Regions from separate parts of the Homo sapiens genome. Here region 2 is linked to region 1. Evidence: read pairs that join two places in POLR2A ChIA-PET (ENCODE). Cell type or tissue: Panc1. All regions are shown on one strand. Links, peaks and the distances in the headings refer to the core of each region. The heading gives the core; the rest is flanking DNA.

Region 1 (5,794 bases), core at 1-2,500:
TAATCACAGGCATGTCACCACCCTTATCTGAGCCCCGGCTCAGTGGGGAGGCTCCCCCCAGCTTCCCCAAGGACCCTCTTGCCTGTCGGCAGCAATGGCGGTCATGGAGTAGATGCTGACAAACATGGCTGTGATGGGGAAGAGGTTCTGGAAGTAGCAGAAGGCACGGCCAAAGTACCAGATGTTGTGGCTGGCATAGACAAAGTTGAAGGCGGCATTGAAGGCAGCCATGCAGAGGTCAGCCAGCGCCAGATTGACGATGAAGTAGTTGGTGACTGTGCGCATCCTCCGATGGGCCAGGATGATCCAGATGACGATGGCATTACCCGTCACGGCCACCAGCACCAGGGCCAGGTAGGCTGTGGCCCACAGTGCCAGTTGCCAGCTGGGCATGGAGAAGGCTGTGATGCCCGTGGTGTTGCTCTCAGGGCCAGATGAGATATTGGCTTCAGTCACAATGTCACAGGTCCCCATGGCTGCTTCTGGGTCTGGAACAAAGGACCTGGCTCCTCGGCTCCTCTCGGATTTGCTATGAAAGAGAACTCCCCTTCAGAGCATGGGAATATGGGGGCAGGGAGAGGAGCAGATGCCAAGCGTGGTGGCACATCAGGAGAGCCTGGGGCCACTCCTAGGTCTCAGGCAAAGATGAGCTGGGCTGAGCACAAAGCCCAGTCCAGAACCATTGTCATTTCAGATTCCATCCTTCCGGCCAGACTTCTCGAATATCATGTGGAAACACAGAATTCAAATCACAGTGTCAGAGCAGAAAACACCCTTATAAATCAACCCCTTCGCTGAAGAGATGGAAGACAGAGATTCCAAGAGGGGACGGGACCAGCCCAGGTCACTCAGGAAGTTGGTGACAAGTTAGGACTCGAACCCAGGTTTCTCGTCACGTAATTCAGGAAACCTTCCAGATCAGAGGAATGCACAGCGGGAGTCTCTGGAGTCCACAGGTCAATGGCGCAGCAGCCTCTCTCCAGGCTTTGGGCTGCAAGCCGGGCTGGGTGCTGGGTGCTCAGGGCTCTGCCAGCTGCCAGCCCTCGCTGCAGCTTCCCTGCCGTTCTCTGGGGCAGGGCCAGTGGGGGCCTTGGCAGAGGTGCTGCCTGCTCACGAGGGGGGGCTTTGGCTCCCGCCCCTGGTCCCACCCCCTGCTTGGCCTTGTCTCTTGAAAGATTTAGGACTGGCTGCAGAGGCAGGGAGAGACTTGGGGGAGATGGGGCTGGTACAGAGGGCCCAGCTCTCGGCGGATGTTGACTTTCAGCCCAGGACAGGAGCTACGTCTGAAGAGTGATTCTGAATACAGAAGGAGTTCGAGCCTGGTTTGGTGACTCCAGGCAAGTCTCTTAACCTTTCTGAGCTCTGTCTACCCCATCTGAAAAATATAGAAAAATGGTGTGCATCTTACAGTACATTTGTGAATTTTAAATGGAGATAATGTGCACAAAGTCTACTTAGCACAGGGGTTGGTACATAAAAACTATGATTGGAGTTTCTGGCCCGAAGGGAGGACCCCACAGCTCTGGGCGCTCTAGGAGGAGAAGCCAGAACCCGGAGCGTTTCCAGCGAGTTCCCAGGTGATACTGATGCTGCTGGAGCCAGCACTTCACTTTGAGAACCACTGTCTTAGGACAAAGTCAGGGCTCTTCCGGGAACCACAGCAAAGCTGGAGTTTTAACTCCTGAGAAGCTGCTCTAGGTTTGCCCCAAGATCCCTGCTCCTGGTCATTGACTGTGTGCACGTGTGTGAAGCAGTGAAGATGTTTCTGAGCAACTGTATGTGCGGCTGACGTGTTAAGCTCACACACACGCATGAACCTGTGCACACCTGTGGTGTGTGGACCATGAAGGCAGGGCAGGATTAGCGGGAGTCGGGGGGGCATGTTCTTCATTAAAGCAGAGGAGGCTTCTCATTCACCAGCAACCCACGGCACAGCAGCCTCTGTGCTCCCAGGGCTCTGCCTTGCACCGCCTGGGTTTCTCGTGGCTGGGCCTCGGCCCCCACACTCCCAGTCCATTTTCTGCTTCTCCCTGTGTGTCACTTTCCTGACACCCAGCCCTTGTCTCCCGGGGTGAGCTGAGAAAGACCTTTAAAGGTCTCTAGTGCTGAAAAGATTATGCCACCCATGGAATCCAATATAAAAACAACACTAAACCATAAGTCATGAAACTTAAACATGCTGAAATTGAAAGAGCTTCTTTATGGATTTTTCTGATTATGAACTTCTGGGTAAGTTCATCGACAATCAACACTGAAATTGTATCTATTGTTTGGTCTCCCTGCTGTGCAGATGTGAGGAGCATGTGCTGGGTCGAATGGGAACCCCATCCTTGCCCTTGGGGAGGGAGTGCTTCCTGGGCCCCTACTCCTCCCGTGGGTGTGTGCCTGTGTGCCTGTTTCCTCTCTGGAGTGGCCTGTTTGGACTTTGGACCCTAGCAGAAGGGTCTCTGCCTTTGATCTCTGTTGGTGGCGGCAACAGTAGCAGTACTTTAGGGTTTGCTTCTGTCTCATGCCCATCTGGCCAGGGTCCTAAAGAGCAGAATGTGTAGAAATAAGAATGGAAGCCCAAGACAGCCTGCTCTTTTTGCTGTCCTCCTGCTCCCAGGCAGTGGGAATTTGTTGAGCTTCAGGTGCAAACCCAGTGCAGGGCTGGGATGCCTGAGCGCCTGTCACCAGTCACAGAAGCCCAGCAGAGTTCAAGTTCCTTCCTCCCCACAACATCCCGCCACCTCCACTGTTTATGTAAAGGGGATTATGTTTTGGAGCTTGTACATCTGAGTTTTTATTTTCCCCTTAAATTATCTGCTCTTGCAGCCTTCCAACTATGTGCTATGGTTTGAAGCCTCGTGAAAGGGGAAGATGCGGGCCACCCAGGATGAAGGGGTTCCTGATCAGCTTTGCTGCTTGGCACTGGCCTTCTGAGTCCATAGCTAGACAGCGATCCCGAAGGCCAGTCCTTATTTTATTTTATTATTTTAGATGGAGTCTCACAGTGTCGCCCAGGCTGGAGTGCAATGGCACGATCTTGGCTCACTGCAACCTCCGCCTCCTGGGTTCAAGCGATTCTCCTGCCTCAGCCTCCTAAGTAGCTGGGATTACAGGTGTATGCCACCACACCTGGCTAATTTTTGTATTTTTTTAGTAGACAGGGTTTCACCATGTTGGTCAGGGTGGTCTTGAACTCCTGACCTCAGGTGATCCACCTGCCTCAGCCTCCCAAAGTGCTGGGATTACAGGCATGAGCCACTGCGCCTGGAAGGCCAGTCCTTTTAAAGGAGAAAAAAAAATGCCGGGCACGGTGGCTCACACCTGTAATCGCACACCTGAGCTGATGGTGCCAGTTGCGTGCATCCAGGAAGCAGACCCTGCTGTGTAAGAAACACACCAGCTGTTTCTCAGGGAGCTACCACTGGGGTCAACACTTGGGGCAGCAGACAAGGCAGGAAGCAAGTGTGGCTGAAGCACGGCATCGTGCTGTGGTCCAGGCCTACAATAGCCTTGGTAACCCCATGGGTAATTGGAACTGGGATAGCTTCAGAGTTGCCCCGTGTGGGGCAAAGTTAACCAGGCCTTTATATTTCCACATTGGTCACTGGACGTGGGCCACCCCAAGAAATCATGTGATTGTTGTCAAGGCAGTTGAGGCGAGGCCTGCAGTCGGGGACGCTAAACATGGTGCTGGTACTATATGCCTGCCCGGCAGCTTGAAGGGGGCCTGGGAAGCGCAGGGCAACGTCCACACAGCTAGACAGCAGCCACTCCTTCAGACGGGCGTGCGCTGGCAACTGTGCCTTGCTGGTTGGTGTAATTGTGACCTCTGGGCTAGAGGCTTAAAGACCAGAGTTGGGAGAGGAATGATCTTCCAGGGAGTTTGAGGAAGAAAAGGTGGGAGAGCTGTGGTGTGTGAGAGAAGTGGGTGGGAGAGGAAAGGCGGCTCCAGAAAGCACTGTGGATGAGGCGTTGCTATCAGCGCCTGGGGGATGCTCTTGAGAGTGGCCTATCTCTGTTTGGGAGGCTGCTCTGGGCCCTAGCTTCAGAGGTCACAGACAGCATCGCGGGACACTAGCGCTGAGGGTCACCCTGTCACCAGGGCAATGCTGGGGGTGCCAGGAGGTGGCCGAAGTGAGAGGAGGACGTGGGGTTGGCAAAGGGTCAGCCCCTCTGCTGAAAGGCTCCAGTCCTGTGCCCGGTGGTGGGTCTGACCCTGAGCCGCTGCTCCAGTGATCATCCCAGAGACAGGAGGAAGGATCACATCTGTATTTGCGGGAGCTCCTGGTGGGGCCAAATGAGGACAAGAAGAAGAACACTTTTCATTCTGCTAGATGAATCTGGTTCCATGGACTGTCCTTCATTCCGAGACCATGCCCTTCCTGCTGTTTGAGTTCTTTCATGAAATAATGGGGATGGCGGATGGTAGTTGTTGACCTGGTTTTGCTTTTTCTTTAAAATTCCTTACTTGGTGGAATAAAAAGTCAGTGACCGGTATGGTTCCCTCAATAGGGTTTTTGTTGTTGTTGTTGTTGTTTTTGTTTTGTTTGTTTGTTTTTGAGACAGAGTCTCACTGTGTTGCCCAGGCTGGAGTGCAGTGGCACAATCTTGGCTCACTGTACCCTCCACCTCCCAGGTTCAAGCGATTCTCCTGCCTCAGCCTCCCGAGTAGCTGGGATTACAGGCGCCCACCCCCATGCCCAGCTAATTTTTATATTTTCAGTAGAGACGAGGTTTCACCATGTTGGCCAGGCTGGTCTTGAACTCCTGACTTCAGGTGATCTGCCTGCTTCAGTCTCCCAAAGTGGTGGGATTACAGGCGTAAGCCACCATGCCCGGCCCCCTCAATAGGTTTTTAATATTATATTGGCCCATGAAATTCAAAGACCCAGGAGCCCCTATCTATTTCCTCAATTAGAGAAGAGGAGTGAGGCTGGGTATGGTGGCTCACACCTGTAATCCCAGCACTTTGGGAGGCTGAGGTGGGTGGATCACCTGAAGTCAGGAGTTCGAGACCAGCCTGGCCAACATGGTGAAACCCTGTCTCTACTAAAAATACAAAAATTAGCCAGGTACAGTGGCAAGTGCCTGTAATCCCAGCTACTCGGGAGGCTGAGGCAGGAGAATCACTTGAATGCGGGAGGCGGAGGTTGCAGGGAGCTGAGATGCAGCCACTGCACTCCAGCCTGGGTGACAGATTGAGATTCCATCTCAAAAAAAAAAAAAGAGGTGCAGGAGCTCCCAAGAGGGGCAGGGCGAGGCCTGGTTTCATCACCAGTGAGGTGGGGCTCACGTCCCCTTGTCTTGCCTTTACTGTTCTGTCGGCCTCCACGTCCCGGAGGCCCATCGAAACCACTTCCTTGATCACCTCCTTGTCACACTGATGGCAGGCAAGGCTTCTCAGGTCTTGGATCGCGTCTTGTTTGTTTCCAGTGTCTAGGAGTGGCCAGAACGTTGTCAGTGTCCTATAAAGGTTGGTTGAATAAAAATGATGAATAAAATGTAAAATAATACTCCAGTGAGGGATGGGGAATCTTATGTGTACATTATTTATTTATTTATATCTATGTCTTTGTGATACAGATATGAAAGTTCTAAGTTAATGGTGGGATTTCAAGTGGGCAGGGCCGTATAATGCCTGGCACACTGGTACATGGTAGATGCTCAATAAACATCAAATGAATAAATGAATAACAAATGATGAGTAAAGTCTAAATTATCACCTTGTTAGGGGTGAATGGGTAGCATTTTTATTTTTACAGGCCCTAAAGCTTAAAGTAAGAGAATATTTCTCCATACGTCCTGC
Region 2 (3,626 bases), core at 1,127-3,626, 91 kb before region 1:
ACTGATTTGGCATGACTGGGACTGTCTGTGTGTGTCTGCAGTCAGGGATTCCTGGCAGACAGATTTAGCCACTGGAATCACCTCTGAGCATGCCTGAGAAGGTCCAGGGAAGACATGGATAAAGACAGGGAGCTGTATACCTCTGCATCCAGGAATCAGTTGTGGTCAGACTGCTGGCACCTGCTTATGGATTTGTTTTTATTTTTTTATAGAGACAGGGTCTCACCATATTGCCCAGGCTGGTCTTGAACTCCTGGGCTCAGGCAGTCCTCCCGCCTTGGCCTCCCTAAGTATGCTTATTGATTTGAAAACCCTGAAGATCAAATCTGATCACAGGAGCTCAATCATTTCTTTAAAAAATGTTTGATTTTTTTATTATGTGCAGAGGACTGTGCTAGGCTGGGGTGACAACTATAAACAAGGCAGAAACGGTCCCAGTTCTCATGGAGCATAAAATATTTGCTGGCCGGGCGTGGTGGCTCATGCCTATAATCCCAGCACTTTGGGAGGCCAAGGCAGGCTGATCATTTGAGGTCAGGAGGTCGAGACCAGCCTGACCAACATGGTGAAACCCCGTCTCTACTAAAAATACAAAAAAGGTGCCAGATGTGGTGGCTCATGCCTGTAGTCCCAGCTTCTCGGGAGGCTGAGGCAGAAGAATCACTTGAACCTGGGAGGCGGAGGTTGCAGTGAGCTGACACTCCAGTCTGGGTGACAGAACGAGACTCCATCTAAACAAAAATAATAATTAAAAAAAAATGAAGTATTTGCTGTGTTATATGTGCAAAGCATATGGGCTATGAGGGCCCACAGCATGGTGTGGTCATACCTTGGGTGGGAAATCCCTAGGCTAGGAACTGCTTACAGCTAGGCTGCAGATGTTAGCTCCTTAAGTGCTTCAGGAAGCTGCTCCCATCCCCAGTTCTGGGGATGTGTTAGTCTGTTTGGAGTAGCAGGACAGGTGCCCACTGCCTTCTGGCCTAATAAACCTTAACAACGGGATCTTTTGCAACCACTTAATATACACTGGGTTGTGTTCATTGTATTTGATCTTAAAGAAAAATAGGTAAAAATTTTACAGTTTGATTGGTCTTGATTTCTGGAAATAACATTGACTTCTGGTAAACAGTACACATCAGGGATATTATACTTAGAAACTTTGTAAGGTGGAGTCAAAATTAATTGTCACAAAAATGTGTATTTTTTTTTTTTTTTTTTTTTTTTGAGATGGAGTCTTCGCTCTGTTGCCCAGGCTGGAGTGCAGTGGCACGATCTCAGCTCACTGCAAGCTCCGCCTCCTGGGTTCTCGCCATTCTCCTGCCTCAGCCTCCTGAGTAGCTGGGACTACAGGCGCCTGCCACCACTCCCGTCTAATTTTTTGTATTTTTAGGAGAGACGGGGTTTCACTGTATTAGCCAGGATGGTCTCGATCTCCTGATCTTGTGATCCGCCTGCCTCGACCTCCCAAAGTGCTGGGATTACAGGTGTGAGCCACCACACCCGGCCATGTATTTTCTTATTCTTTTTTTTTGAGATGGAGTTCTGCTCTGTTGCCCAGGCTGGAATGCAGTGATGTGATCTCGGCTCATTGCAACCTCTGTCTCCTGGGTTCAAGCGATTCTCCTGCCTCAGCCTCCTGAGTAGCTGGGATTACAGGCACCAGCCAATGCTCCTGGCCTGCATTTTTTTTTTTTTTTTTGAGATGGGGTCTCACTCTGTATCCTGGGTTGGAGTGCAGTGGTGTGATCTCAGCTCACTGAAACCTCCATCTCGCGGGTTCAAGTGATACTTCTGCCTCAGTGCCCCCCCCTGCCCCCCAGTAGCTGGGATTACAGTCGCCTGCCACCATGCCCGGCTAATTTTTGTATTTTAAATAGAGACTGGGTTTCACCATGTTGGCCAGGCTGGTTTCAAACTCCTGACCGCAAGTGATCTGCCCGCCTTGGCCTCCCGAAATGCTGGGATTACGGGTGCCAGCTACTGCCTCTGGACTGCATTTTTTTTTTTTGAGACAGAGTCTTACTCTGTCGCCTGGGTTGTAGTACAGTAGCACGATCTCACCTCCCTGCAACCTCTGCCTGCCAGGTTCAAGCGATTCTTCTGCCTCAGCCTCCCTAGTAGCTGGGATTACAGGTGCCTGCCACTACACCCAGCTAATTTTTTGTATTTTTTGTAGAGACGGGGTTTCACCGTGTTGGCCAGGCTGGTCTTGAATTCCTGACCTCGTGATTCACCCGCCTCGGCCTCCCAAAGTGTTGGGATTACAGACGTGAGCCACCGCGCCTGGCCGCTTTTTTTTTTTTTAATGGCTTTTTGTCTCTGGGCATCCTGGAACACTTCGTGAGTGTCATGTCGGGTATGAATTATATATATATGTAATTGAGATTACACTATAAATGTTTCTGCACACAACTATACTAACATATGTGTAGGTGTGTGTATGCTTTCATATGCTCTTTCAAAAGCCTCAGCGAGGTTGTCAGTACAGGAAGTATTATTCCCGGGCTTCCCAGCACGGCTCCCTCCCCAGGGCATCCTGCTGCCTGCCTTGTGTGTTGCAGACAGAAGGCAAGCAATTTATTCCCCATTTAGAAACAGAGACTGAAGGCCCATCCAGAGGAGATAAAACATTTTTCTAAGGTCGAAAGAAAATCAGGAATAGGATTCAGAGGGCTCTTCTTGCTTCCTCTGTTTCCTTCTTTTAGGAGAAAAACCTGTCCTTGTTGATTTTAATGTTTTACCTTGGAACCTGTATTTTAATACTGTCCCCTCACAAATCAATACATTTGAGTTAATTTTTTATTATGAAATATTTGAGGCACATAAAAGAAGATTGAGGTTCACATAAACACCTCTGAGTCTGCTACTCAGCTTGAGAAGTTATAGACACAATTACAATTACATTACAGACACAGTTGAAGCCCTTTCTATGCCATCTCTGAGATAGTTTGCTGCTTCTCCCTTCGGAGGTGACCTCTGTCCTGAATTTGGTGTTTATCTTTTCATGCATGTTTTTACGCTTTTATTACATATGCATATGTCTATAAACAGTATATGGTATTGCTTTATAGATATATGGTTTTGATCTTTTGTAAATGGTGCTATACTGACTATGTGTTTAAGCAATATATGGTATTGCTTTGTGTGGTTTTAAACTTTTTTTTTTTTTTTTTTTTTTGAGATGGAATCTCATTTTGTTGCCCAGGCTGGAGTGCAGTGGCACGGTCTCAGCTCACAGCAACCTCTGCCTCCTGGGTTCAAGCAATCCTCCTGCCTCAGCCTCCTGAGTAGCTGAGATCATACCTGGCTAATTTTTTTGTATTTTTAGTAGAGACGGGGTTTCACCATGTTGGTCAGGCTGGTCTCAAAATCCTGACCTCAAGTGATCCACCTGCCTAGGCCTCTTTCCAAAGTTCTGGGATTATAGGCCTGAGCCCCCACACTCAGCCAGTTTTAAACTCTTATAAATGGTGCTATACTGTATGTATCCTTCCGCCATTTACTTTCTTTTAGCTCAACATTGTATTTTTGAGATTTTAAAAATGTTGATCTACGTAACTGTTTCATTAAACTGCTCTGGTTTCTTACAGAGTATAAAAGCTCCCTAGTTAATTCATCTATTCTGC

The links. ChIA-PET counts read pairs that join two places held together with the same protein. Peaks named below come from ENCODE experiments on the same cell type or tissue, not always from the same donor. Only the 100,000 strongest peaks of a DNase experiment are listed, where the experiment ranks them.
Region 2: POLR2A ChIA-PET joins it to region 1 with 16 read pairs; 11 of 35 experiments call an interaction of 5 or more read pairs at or near these places.

The regions. Positions count from the first base shown.
Region 1 is chr10:69,415,850-69,421,643 of GRCh38, forward strand. It overlaps TACR2 (tachykinin receptor 2), which reads right to left and starts at 1,069. Exons shown (of 5, transcript NM_001057.3): 1 at 83-1,069. The coding sequence starts at 474. RefSeq lists enhancers at 839-1,573, 2,324-2,618. In Panc1, for the core only: no CTCF peak of the experiment used is centred there; no DNase peak of the experiment used is centred there.
Region 2 is chr10:69,323,845-69,327,470 of GRCh38, forward strand. The region is part of intron 1 of HK1 (hexokinase 1); the gene reads left to right. Among named protein-coding and RNA genes, the nearest start is that of HK1, 6.8 kb to the left of the region's middle. RefSeq lists an enhancer at 1,961-2,569. In Panc1, for the core only: no CTCF peak of the experiment used is centred there; a DNase peak (open chromatin) is centred at 2,445; H3K4me3 peaks cover 799 bases; H3K27ac peaks cover 1,840 bases.